Regions from separate parts of the Homo sapiens genome. Here all the other regions are linked to region 3. Evidence: chromatin contacts called from ENCODE Hi-C or POLR2A ChIA-PET data. All regions are on one chromosome and are shown on one strand. Each heading gives the region's core, a stretch centred on a gene start or an enhancer-like site at or near the end of the contact. The rest is flanking DNA. Distances are from core to core; before and after follow the strand shown. Region 1 holds the start of MYADM (myeloid associated differentiation marker). Region 2 holds the start of CD79A (CD79a molecule). Region 3 holds the start of DBP (D-box binding PAR bZIP transcription factor).

What was found. A loop is a pair of places that touch in the nucleus more often than their neighbours do. ChIA-PET counts read pairs that join two places held with the same protein, here RNA polymerase II (POLR2A). Pooled maps may share reads with other maps.
Region 1: a loop to region 3 is called in a pooled map, with 7 times the contacts of the local background. The contact joins the promoter of MYADM here to the promoter of DBP in region 3. A Hi-C loop is called at or near these places in 1 of 168 maps with a recorded cell type or tissue (CD4-positive, alpha-beta T cell) and 6 of 50 pooled maps. POLR2A ChIA-PET finds 5 or more read pairs at or near these places in 1 of 52 experiments (A673).
Region 2: a pooled map shows a loop between it and region 3 (5-fold over the local background). The contact joins the promoter of CD79A here to the promoter of DBP in region 3. A Hi-C loop is called at or near these places in 2 of 50 pooled maps. POLR2A ChIA-PET finds 5 or more read pairs at or near these places in 3 of 52 experiments (CD4-positive, alpha-beta T cell, GM10248 and activated T-cell).

The regions. Positions count from the first base shown.
Region 1 is chr19:53,866,618-53,870,549 of GRCh38, forward strand. MYADM (myeloid associated differentiation marker) reads left to right here and starts at 1,266. Exons shown (of 3, transcript NM_138373.5): 1 at 1,266-1,326; 2 at 3,137-3,221. MYADM-AS1 (MYADM antisense RNA 1) reads right to left here and starts at 2,490. Exons shown (of 3, transcript NR_184033.1): 1 at 2,292-2,490. RefSeq lists enhancers at 71-1,046, 2,156-3,069, 3,070-3,932 and a silencer at 2,822-2,881.
Region 2 is chr19:41,875,935-41,880,075 of GRCh38, forward strand. It overlaps CD79A (CD79a molecule), which reads left to right and starts at 1,345. Exons shown (of 5, transcript NM_001783.4): 1 at 1,345-1,449; 2 at 3,056-3,355; 3 at 3,601-3,719. The coding sequence starts at 1,371. RefSeq lists an enhancer at 10-79 and a silencer at 1,487-1,546.
Region 3 is chr19:48,635,910-48,639,808 of GRCh38, forward strand. It overlaps DBP (D-box binding PAR bZIP transcription factor), which reads right to left and starts at 1,470. Exons shown (of 4, transcript NM_001352.5): 1 at 947-1,470; 2 at 1-81. The coding sequence starts at 1,085. CA11 (carbonic anhydrase 11) reads right to left here. Exons shown (of 9, transcript NM_001217.5): 5 at 3,879-3,899; 6 at 3,640-3,712; 7 at 3,396-3,550; 8 at 2,979-3,144; 9 at 2,037-2,235. The coding sequence ends at 2,210. It also overlaps the pseudogene SEC1P. RefSeq lists silencers at 1-21, 1,058-1,177, 1,408-1,517, 1,688-1,907 and an enhancer at 2,518-2,687.

The sequences.
Region 1 (3,932 bases), core at 16-2,515, 5.2 Mb after region 3:
GGATCCCTTCCCCTCTTGCAGGATCCGTGAATCCAGAGCCCCAAGCCCCAGCCCCAGCCCCATCCTCATTAAAATTCTGAGTCCCTCCCTCCATCCAGGAGTCAGGAATGTAGGCCAAAAATATCGCTGCCTTCCAGACCCAGGCGGCTAGGCTTGCAACACCTGCTCGGAAAACCCGAGTCTGAGCTTTAATGGTTCTATTATGATGATCATGATGATTTATTTTTAATAGAGCAGAGTCTCCTTATGTTGCCCAGGCTGGTCTCGAACTCCTGGGCTCAAGGGATCCTCCCTCCTCAGCCTCCCGAAATGCTGGGATTACAGGCGTGAGCCACCGCGCCCAGGCCTGATTGTTCTTTTGAGCCAAGAATCTGGGCCTCAGCCTAGGCATCCTGTGGAGCCCAGGAATCCGGGCCCCCAACTGCTACCGCGCTAGCTCCCAGGAATTTTGCCCCCAACACACCCCACCCCTATCCACTGTGATATCTGAGACCTGCGTCCAGCCCGAGTCCCTTACCCTGCGGCGCCCGGTGCCAGTGGGTACTAGGGGAGCATTTTGCCGCCCCTTCAAGTCCTTAAATACAGGAATCTAGCCTCTGTTTCTTGGGGAGACCCATCAGTCAGGGATCGTAGCCCAGAACCACCTAAAGCCCAGGAATACTGCTCTCAATTCTGCTCTCCCTCAGGGCTCCAAGAGACAGAGATCCTAGCCCCCCCATTGAACTGAGGGGCCTGGTCCCCCAATCCGCTGCGACCCAGGTGTCTAAGGTTTCATCCGGCAAGGAAGGGGTGGGGGCGGAACAGACCAGGAAGGAGGGGGTAGGAAGGGAGCGGAAGAAAGGAGTGAGGTGAGACGGGGGCGGGGACCTGAGCTGGGGGGCTCTGCACTAAACAAACCCTAAACATGCGGGGTTTCTATGGTAACGGTCTTCCCTGGCCTACCCGGGAGACTCCTCTAGGGCTGTGTCGAGGAGGGCAGCCCCCAGGAGTCTCCACGCCGCCAGCTGTTGTGTCTTCCTGTTTTGTCACCACGGCAACCGTGACCTCAGCCCTCCACCCTGCTCACTGGGGTGGGGCGGGAGCTCCACGCTACTTTTACTCTGGGGGGCGTGGTCTGCTCTTGGCCCCGCCTCGGGGCGGGGCTGGGATAGCCCAGACTCGGGGAAGTCCCTGTCCACCGCCCTAGCCGGAGCTGCGCCCCGCCCCGGCCCCGCCCCCGTCCCGCCCGCGCTGGCTCCCCAGCCCTCCAACCCCACCCAGCCCTCAGACCCTTCCAGCTGCCGCTGTCGTCTTTGCTTCAGCCGCAGTCGCCACTGGCTGCCTGAGGTGAGGTTGTGGGGACCCCAGAGGGCATAAGCAACAGTCTAGGGTCTTTATGGCCAGAGAGAGGAATGGGCTGGGTCTCAGAATGTCTGGGTCCCTAGAAAGACTGGGGCTGGGCCAGGATTCTTGGGGTTCTGCAGAGGAGAGGGCTGAGGACCTGGACTGTGGAGGTCATACGTCTGGAAGAGTGGGGAAGGGGACCTGGACTCCGGGGTCTGAGGGAGGAGGGGCTGGGGGTCTGGACTCCCGGGTCCGAGGCAGGAGGGGCTGGGGGGTCTGGACTCCTGGGTCCGAGGGAGGAGGGGCTGAGGGCCTGGACTCCTGGGTCTGAGGGAGGAGGAGCTGGGCCTGGACTCCTGAGTCTGAGGGAGGAGGGGCTGGGTCTGCGGGAGTAGAGAGATGGGGACTCGTAGGTGCCCTAGTTGGAGGCTGGAATCTGGTACGTGGAGGTCCTTTAGGAGGGGAAGCGCTTAGGGTTAGGTGTCCTGGGTTTGGGAATGAGAATGGAAGGAATTCAGAATTACTGACCCCTCCCCATCCAGGGGACAGACAGAATCGGAACTTTGGGCTCCTGAAAGGCCGAGGGAGGGGGGTGTTAAGATCCAGCCCCGTGCTTCCGAAGTGCAGAAGGAGCTGGGAAAGGAGGAGAAGACAGGGCTGCGTCCCGCACCTCTGGGTGCCGAGAGCCGAAGCTGGGGTTCCGGGGCCCGATTCTCAGCGTGAGCGATGGGTGTGGCGTCTGGAGTGGACGAGGGAGGACACTGAGGGGCTGGGTGTGGCCCGGAGAGTCGGGTGCGCTGCGAGGAATCCCGGAGGGGTGTTTCCTCACCCTCCAGGGTCTGGCTGCGCATTCCTGAGCTCTGATCTCGGGCGATGGCTGGAGGCCCTAAGGGCGGGGTGGACCCCTCCCCTCCCCTCCCCTCGGCGCGCCCCCCTCCCCTGCGCGCCCCCCTCCGCGGCTAGCCCACCTTCCGCGGGGGACAGAATGAGTGACGCCCTCGCTCGTCCTCCTCCCCTGCTTGGGACGGGGCAGTAGCCCGCCTTCTAGAGCACGGGACGCTGGGCCAGTCCCGATTTCCTTCTCCTTCGAGGGTCCTGGAGGGGCGTGGGGGCAGGCAGTGTCTGGCTCCGGGTGGAGCCTCCCAGGTGCTCCCGCAAGCCCCGAATGGCGATTAGGGAGGCCGTGGGAGGCGTAGCTGGGCCTCGGGCCTGACGCCAGCACCGCGTGCAGTTTCCGGCCTGGAGCCTGAGCCCCTCAGAGGCCCGGGTCCCTGCCCACTCCGGTCTTAGAGATGCTCTTGGGGGGGCTCTCAGCCCATGTTTATAGGGATCCAGAAATGCAGGCCTCCAACCCTGAGAGTCGGGGTCCCCACCCCCCGGAAATCCGGGAGAGGGCGGGCAGCCCCGGAGGCGGGCGGGGGTCCGGGCACCGCCTCCTGGTCCCTGACACATTCCAGATGCCTGGGCCGACTCGAAGCCCTTATAAGGCGCGGAGACACCGGCTCTGGCTGGGCCGCCCGCCTCCACAGCCGCCGCCCAGGGTTCTCCCGCCACTGCCGCCCGCACCCCCGCCCCCGCGGGGTTAAGATCACACACGCGCCCACGCCGGCCCGCGGGGCGTGCACTTTCGCTGGGTTCCGTCCGCCGCAGCCCAAACAGTTAACTGAACGGGGAGGGGAGGGGGCGGGGCTTACCCGGGGTCACCGCCAGGGCCCTGCTGGGTTCCACGCCACGTTCCTGTCTCCGCAGGGCGTTCGATCCCTAGAGGGAGGAGCCTGTCCAAACGGACGCTAACGGCCTACCTCCCCCTCAGGTGCTCTTACAGCCTGTTCCAAGTGTGGCTTAATCCGTCTCCACCACCAGATCTTTCTCCGTGGATTCCTCTGCTAAGACCGCTGGTGAGTAGGCAGCGGGCCTGGACTCCGGGGTCCGAGGGAGGAGGGGCTGGGGGCCTGGACTCCGGGGTCCGAGGGAGGAGGGGCTGGGGGCCTGGGCTCCTCGGTCCGAGGGAGGAGGGGCTGGGGGCCTGGGGGCCTGGGCTCCTGGGTCCGAGGGAGGAGGGGCTGGGGGCCTGGGCTCCTGGGTCCGAGGGAGGAGGGGCTGGGGGTCTGGACTCCGGGGTCCGAGGGAGGAGGGGCTGGGGTCTGGACTCCTGGGTCCGAGGAAGGAGGGGCTGGGGTCTGGACTCCTGGGTCCGAGGAAGGAGGGGCTGGGGGCCTGGGCTCCTGGGTCCGAGGGAGGAGGGGCTGGGGTCTGGACTCCTGGGTCCGAGGGAGGAGGGGCTGGGGTCTGGACTCCTGGGTCCGAGGGAGGAGGGGCTGGGGGCCTGGACTCCGGGGTCCGAGGGAGGAGGGGCTGGGGGCCTGGACTCCGGGGTCCGAGGGAGGAGGGGCTGGGGTCTGGACTCCTGGGTCCGAGGGAGGAGGGGCTGGGGGCCTGGGCTCCTGGGTCTGAGGGAGGAGGGGCTGGGGGCCTGGGCTCCTGGGTCTGAGGGAGGAGGGGCTGGGGTCTGGACTCGTGGGTCTGAAGGAGGAAGGATTAGGTCCTGGGCTCCTAGATCCTGGGAGAAGGACCAGGAAGCTTGGGCTCCAAGGAATAGGGTCCCAGAC
Region 2 (4,141 bases), core at 95-2,594, 6.8 Mb before region 3:
TTCCCTCCTACCAGACATGCTCAAAGGAAACTGGGAGCAACACAAAGATGACTTTGAATCTCTGTCCACCACCCCTAGACTGTATGACACCCGCAAGTGACAACCTCCCCTCTCTGGCCTCGGTTTCCCCCTCTGTAAAATGGGGGATGGCCTACCTTGCCAGTCATGGCAGGTCAATATAAAACAACTTCTGGCTGTGCACAGTGGCACATGCCTGTAATCCCAGCACTTTGGGAAGCTGAGGCAGGAGGATTGCTTGAGGCCAGGAGTTCAAGACCAGCCTGGGCAATATAGCAAGATCCCATCCCTCTTAAAAAAAAAAAAGAAGAAAAATATATGTTGTTGTTGTTATTATTGTTATTATTAGAGACAGAGTTTCGCTTTTGTCACCCAGGCTGGAGTGCAATGGTGTGATCTCAGCTCACTGCAACCTCCACCTCCTGGGTTCAACTGATTCTCCTGCCTCAGCCTCCTGAGTAGCTGGAATAATAGGCATGTGCCACAACATCTGGCTAATTTTGTATTTTTAGTAGAGATGGGGTTTCGCCATGTTGGCCAGGCTGGTCTCAAACTCGACCTCAGGTGATTCTCCTGTCTCAGCCTCCCAAAGGGCTGGGATTACAGGCATAAGCCACCATAGCTGGCCTGTTTTTTTAAAAAAAGAATTCCAGTAAAGAGCTGATCATGGTTCTCACTCCTTGAATACCAGGAACACCATCTCGTATCACATAATGAGACAGGGAGACATTCTGGTCCTCATCTCACAGATGAAAAATGTCAAGCTTCGAAGGATCAAAGTGCCCACCTAGTCACACGGGTAGTCAGCCACAGGTCAGCCTGCCTTATTTATTCTTCATGAGTATTTATAGTGACTAACATTTACTGGGCGCCTACTGTGGGCCATTTCTGTGCATGTGACAACCCCTTTAAGTCCTTGTTTCTAATCCCAAGAAGCAAGGAAATGGGGTCAGGGAAGGGACAAGGTTTGCCCAAGTCCAGGCAGGGGGAGAGGTCAAGCTCAGAACCATCACCTGCCCATGACACATGCCCAGGACTCAGGTTCCCTAGGCTTCCTTCCAAAGGCTCAGCAGTGACGAGCCAGCCCTTGAACCAGCCTCTTCCCCCACCCAAGCAGCCACCTCTCAGGGGAATTGTGGCCACCACAGGTGCAGGGAGCAGTTTCTCTCCACTCACAGCCTGAAGCATACCCGGCAGGGGCTGTCCCCAGGCCCAACAAGCAAAGGGCCCAGTAGCGAGGGCCACTGGAGCCCATCTCCGGGGGGCTGGGCAGGAAGTAGGGTGGGGTTTGGGGTAGGGATCTGGTACCCTGGGACTGCTGCAACTCAAACTAACCAACCCACTGGGAGAAGATGCCTGGGGGTCCAGGAGTCCTCCAAGCTCTGCCTGCCACCATCTTCCTCCTCTTCCTGCTGTCTGCTGTCTACCTGGGTATGTGGCCAAAGGGCAGGAACTGGCGGGAGGTGGGGGAAGCTGTGGAGGCTGCAGAGAGGGCACAGGCAGAGGGAAGGGGGCTCAGGGAAAGGGGAAGAGGAGGCAGAGGATAGGGGACCCAGGGAAGATGCCTATAGAAATCGTATCTGTGCCAAGATGGGCCAAGGTGGGGCTGGAGGGAGCCCAGCGAAGGAGAAGGGGCGTCCACAGTCTCACACAGGGAGGCAGGAGCAAGAGTCACCTCCCCCACCTCCTGTTCCCCACAGGCCAAAATAAGGAACTAAAGTTGCTCTTGACTGAGCACCAGGGCTGGGGGCAGGAAGGGGACTTAGGGGTAGCAGCATTCAGCGTCTGTCAAGGGGAGAAAAAGCTTTCTCTGCCTTAAACCTCAGGTGCCTCTCTCTGTTGGGAGTCCCTTCTCAGCACTGGGGGAATGGGTGTCTCATGGACTCCCCCTCACCTGCTCAAGGACAGCTGGCAGGGGCTGTGGCCACGCTAACCCAGGAGTTCAGAGAAAAAGGTTCCCCACCCAAGGGGACACTGGGAGCAAGGATTGGAGTTCACGTCTGAGTCTTAAGCCCGTGACGATGAGGGTGCTCGGCCCCTCTCCCCATCTCTTCCTCCTTCTCTCTTCCTCACCTCCCTCCTCCACCTACCTCCAGAAGAGGGGACTGGCCATGTGGGAGGCCTGGCTGAGAGCTGGGGCTTCCCAGAGGAGCCCGGATTGGACACTGCAGCCAGCCTGAGCCGCCTCGTCTCACTCAGAGACACCCCCAGTCTCCACCCCGCTCTGAGCCCCTTCAATCACCAGCAGCCCAGCCCAAGGACTGAACTCACCCCTGACCCCTAGGTTGACACATACAACTTACAGAGAATGAGGGCCAGGCACAGGGTCACAGGCCAGGGCAGGCCACAGACTGGCTCCTCAGCCCAGGCAGGGAGAGGCCAGGGAGCCAAGAGTTTGAACCCAGTGCCACTCCTGACTGCCTGGTGATGCTGGCAACCCGCCTGCCCTCCCAGAGCCTCAGCCATCCCTCCTGTAAAATGGGGCTAAGGAGAGAACCTACTTCTAGGGTTCTGTGAATGATTACACAAGAAAAAGCGCCAGGTGCTGGGCCTGGCTGAGGCTGGGGTGCAAAAATGGACCGGGAAGGCTGCGGGAGGAGGGGACGCCTGCACTGCTTCTGGAAGGAGCTGTCTGGACAGCGGTCCTCCAGTGCCTGGAACAAACATCCAAAATCCAGAGAGTTCACAGGGCCAGAGTACAAAGTGGGTATGCGGGAGGGGGGCAAGAGATGGCGCTGCAGAGGTGAGAAGGGCCTCCCAGGGGTCTTACCATCCCAGGGAGTCTCATTCTCCTCTCCCAGGATATCCTCACCCACCCCAACCAGGTATGTCCTCTCTCCTTCCCAGGGGCTTCTTCACTTTCCCGCATCCCCCCTCTCCCCAGGATGTATCAGCCCCTGTCAGGGGCTCTCTCTCTCCCTCCCCACCCAGGAGAGTCCTCACCCTCTTCCCAGGAGTGCTGGAACTGCAGGGGCCAGGGCTGGGGAAATGTGTCACCATCCCCAGTCCCTGACCCACCCACCCTGTCTCTCCACAGGCCCTGGGTGCCAGGCCCTGTGGATGCACAAGGTCCCAGCATCATTGATGGTGAGCCTGGGGGAAGACGCCCACTTCCAATGCCCGCACAATAGCAGCAACAACGCCAACGTCACCTGGTGGCGCGTCCTCCATGGCAACTACACGTGGCCCCCTGAGTTCTTGGGCCCGGGCGAGGACCCCAATGGTACGCTGATCATCCAGAATGTGAACAAGAGCCATGGGGGCATATACGTGTGCCGGGTCCAGGAGGGCAACGAGTCATACCAGCAGTCCTGCGGCACCTACCTCCGCGTGCGCCGTGAGTGGCCCAGCCCTGGCCCCTACTCCCACTGTCCCGCTGGGGACACTCGGTTTATCTTTGAAGTGGGGATAGAGCCAGTACCTTCAATGTGGGTTTCAAACCGGCTTGGACAGAGGGACGGACATTCTCCTCTGCAGAGTGGGGTCTCTGGGGGGTCTGGGGCCTTGCAGGAGGTGGGCGGGGCCAGGAGGCTAGGGAGGGCAAGAGGGGCCAGGGCTCTGAGCCATACTACCTCCTTGCAGAGCCGCCCCCCAGGCCCTTCCTGGACATGGGGGAGGGCACCAAGAACCGAATCATCACAGCCGAGGGGATCATCCTCCTGTTCTGCGCGGTGGTGCCTGGGACGCTGCTGCTGTTCAGGGTGAGCCCCCTCGGACCTCTGAGTCAGCCGGGCGAGGGCCTGGGCCGAGGGACCCCCAATACCCAGGTAGCCCTCTAGAGCCTGAGGTTCCCCATCCAAAACTTGGGAGAATGAAAGCACCCACCATATAGGGGCTGTGGGAGTTAAATGAATGAATATAAAGAAGGGACTTGAACTGGCGCTGAGCCCAGGGGGTGTCTTCAATTTAGTTTCCCCTTCTGGGCTGTCCTCACGTCCACCTCCCCCCAAGAAGAGTCTCATTCTTCTCCCTAAGAGTGTCCTCACTCCCCTCCTGCCCTCACCCAGGAGTGTGGTTACCCTCCAGGTGTAGCCAAGACCAGGGAAGGTGGGGCCTGGTCCTCCCAGAATCTCTGATCTGTACCAGCCTCTCCTTAGGCACTACAGAAAGTGTGACTGTTATT
Region 3 (3,899 bases), core at 220-2,719:
CCGGGCCCGCAGTCTCCAGGCCTGGCCCAGGGGTTGTGGCTGCAGGCAGGGCCGCCTTGCGCTCCTTTTCCTTCAGGAGACCTGCGGGCCGGGAAAGACGGGTTGGGATGAGGGTGAGGTGGGGGAGATAGAGATGGAGAAGAGACCCCGAGTCCGAGAGGCACAGGGCGGAGATCCAGAGAAAGAGGGGACGGGGGGTCGGAGAGGAGAGACGGGAGAAAAAGGGACGGAGACGCAGAGTGGGAGAGAGACCCAGAAAGAATGGAGACGGGGGTGGCAGAGACAGGTGGACAGATTCACAGAGATGGGGACAGAATGCCGGGAAGGAATAGACACACAGAAAGACAGCGAACCAGAGAAAGAGAGACGGAAGTTCAGGAATAGGGGGGCAGGGACAGGGTAGGTGGAGGGTTGGGCAGGTGAGAGAAAAAATGACAGCTCTGTAATTTCACTGTAATTACCCAACCCCCATCCCCTGCGCGCTGTACCCCCTTCCCCTCCCCCACCATCTGTAAGGGGCAGGAAGGGGCTCTATTCCTGGGGCACATCCCTCATCCCTAGACTCCATGTGACCCCATGACGCCCCGCCCAAGCCCGTGTCACCACCGTGTGAGCACCCGACACACCCCCTCCCTGGGACCCCAGGGGTCCAGACTCCCGGACCAAAAGGAAGAGGAGGCTGGGGCCTACACTCTTGTGAACTAAGCGGGGAGGACGTTGGGGACGTTGGTGCCTGGGTCCTTAGGGTGGACGGGCTTCAGAGCCGGCGCTTTTGGGTCCTGGGCGCTAAGGGATCTAGGGGCCTAAACACCTGAGTAATTGAGTAGATTAAGGTTGGGAAGATGGACTCCCCGCACGCAGGTTTCTATGGGACCCCACCCCACGGCACCTGAGTCCCTAAGGGGGTAGGGTGTCCGAAGTGGGTGAGATGGGGGTTAGAACTCACAGCTGGCCGGCTCTTTGGGCTTGCTGGTCCCCTGCAGAAGGCTCCGCAACCCAAGCAGCGCTCCCCCGCCAGGGGGTGTCCCGGCCGGGCCGCCCAGCAGCAGAGGGGCCGGGGTCCTGTCGCTCACAGGCCGCGCCATCGCCTGGCACCTGCCCCCAGGCTCACGGGTTCATGGAGAGGCGAAGGGCTGGCCTGCCAGTCACCAGCACACTCCAGTGGTTTGGACGAGTGTCTGCCCAGGGGCGGGCGAGTGTAGCCTGCAACCCTCCAGTATCCAGAACGCTGCAAATCCTAGGAGCGACGGGGATTTGAGGTCCTCGGTGCAGAAACGTGCAACTCAAGAGGGTCCCGGGAGATCATGCAATCTGGGCGAGGGGGTGTCCAGATCAAGCGGTCGGCTCTTTGCAACCGAGGGTGAGAGGGGACTCAAGGCGCTCCTTCTACAAGGTGGGCGAGCCTGGCTCTTGCAAAATCTGCAGCTCTCGCAACGGAAGGCGCTTTGCAATCTGCACCGAGAGGTGTGCGCGGAGGGGCGGAGGAGGGGGCAGGAGGAGGCGGCCGCCTTGAGGCGTGGCCAAAGCAAACTTCTTTCGCGGAAAAAAAAATCCAAACCAAAACACCCGACGCCACAGCGCGCGCCCCTCCTCCGGGTCCCCGCCCGGCGCGTCCAGCCCCGCCAGCCTCTATGGGCATGCAACCCAGCCGCGTGCCTCCCTCCGGCTGCAAACACGGACCAATCGTCTCCGACACCTTGAGACGCACAGCCAATGGGGCCTCTGGGTCCGCCAGGGCCCAGGAGGGCGCGTGAGGGGCTCAGCGCGTGAAGTTGCCTTGCCTTTCGGTGGGAGGCGGGACACTGACCTACATTTGCCCAATGGGAGGCGGTACTGGGGGGCGGGACCGTGACCCAGTTTGGGCCAATGAGGCAGGCGGGAGGGGGAAGCACATGGCTCTGCTCGTGCTGCCTGATGGCGAGGGGGGTGATGGGGGGAAAAGGGGCGCCGCTTAAAGGGGCCGCGGTCCTAAAGATGGTTTTGAGAAGCAGGAAGCCAAAATACCGAGAGCGGAGGTTTAGAAAGAGGAAGATTGGTTTCCGGAAGAAGTCTGTTCTTTAATACCCAAATGTTTCCCCACCGCGCCTAGAATCAGACCACTGAGAAAACAGGAAGTATTCTGTCCCTTTAATAGCTTTGTTTTAGGGGTAACTCCCCTCGCCTTGTGGGGAGGCTTAGGACGGGCGGGTGCAATCCTCGAAGGGGAGTCTCAGCGACCATGGGGGACACCATCCACTGTAAGACAGAGAACAACGGCAGGGGGCGTCAGTATAGGATGGAAGGGGCGGGGGGTGTGCAGGGGGCGTGGGCTGCGCCGCGCTGGGCCCTACCGTCGGAAGTCTGCGAGCGGGGAACCAGAATGTACTAGGTCGAGAAGCACTGGGCTGAACCACAAGAAGCCAATAGGAGGGGGGAATCGGGACGTCCAGATTCAGCAGTAGGCTGAACTACTTGAAGGTCTTCATGGGGGGGGGGGGGTGTGGACTGTACCATGTTGCGAAGCCGGGGGTGTGTGAGATTCCTGGGCTAAACCACAGGGAGGCAGAGGTGGAGGGAAGGGGTTGTACCTTGTAGATTCTCAGTAAGGGGGAAGGGAGCATCAGATTGTGGAACAGCGTAAGGTAGTACGACTTGGAAAGGGAGAGAGGATCCAAATTGTACCATTTTGGAAATTCACAGTAATAGGAAGCACAGAACAGTAGGTAATTGGACCATAGGAAGGCAGGGGTCAAGGGTTATAGACCAAGTTACAAAGCAGTGAAGAGGAAAGACAAATCGTGGGCTAGCAATGGCCTAGGGCTGGCAGGTGGACTGTACCACATAGACATGTAGGGAAAGAGAGAAAAAGAGACAGCTCACGAGGCTAGACCATATAGACGCAGGAAGGAGGATGGGACTGAATCACACTGAGACACCAAGGGGAGACACATATAAGAGGGTTAGCCCAAGACTTAGAGGGGGTGCAGACTGGACCATACCATGCAGGCGGTAGTTGGGGCCTCGGCAGCGCCTCTCGGGGTGCCGGGGGTCCCTGTTGCCCCTCAGTGCCCTGTGGGCCAAGGGCTGCAGGGGCCGGCTGTTACCGCTGAGGCTCTGGAAGATCTGAGATGGAGGATTCTGGCTCAGGAGTCTCAGGGAGTGCATCTGCAGTGGAAGGAGGGTGGGAAACTGGGAGTGAATAGTGAATGGTCTTGGTGACGTCACGCAGGAAACCCCGCCCCTGGGAGCAGGTGGGCGGGGTCTGTTCTCAGCCCCACCCACCCCCAAGGTGGTCTGACCCTCTTACCTACTTGAGTTCAGTCTATGAGGAGAGGGAGGGCAGGTGAGCAAGGGGATGCCCAGGCCAGTGAGTGGAGTACCCAGGCCTAGGAAGGGCGGTGCGGACAGAGGGTCACCTGAAGGGAGGTGATATTGAGGGCCCGGTCAATGAGGATCCAGGTGACAGTCTCGGAGCAGGGCGGGGTGCTGAGAGAGCCCTGATAGGTGATGAAGCCGAAGGATTCAGGGAACAGGAGCTCCAGGCTCAGGTCTTGAAGAAAGTAGGCATCATCTGCGGGAATATCAGGCCAGAGTAAAGAGGGATGGCACTCTTGAACCCCCTCGTGTGTGACCACTGCCCCCAGCACGCCAGGGACTTACTCTTGTAGGAGATGCGAGTGATGGTGTCGCGGTTAAGGAGGCGACTGAGGAATGGGTTAGAGGTACTGGCAACCTGTGTGGGGGTACGAGGTGAGGACACAGGAGCCCAGAAGTCCAAGCCCTCAACCTTCTCCTCCCCCAGGACCCAGGAGTCTGGGCCTCCCAGCACCCCGCTTCCCTCAGACCCCGGGTTCCAGGCACCCAACTGCTCCCTCCCTCTGAATCTCGCCTCCGCTCACGTTGACAAAGAGGCTGAGAAT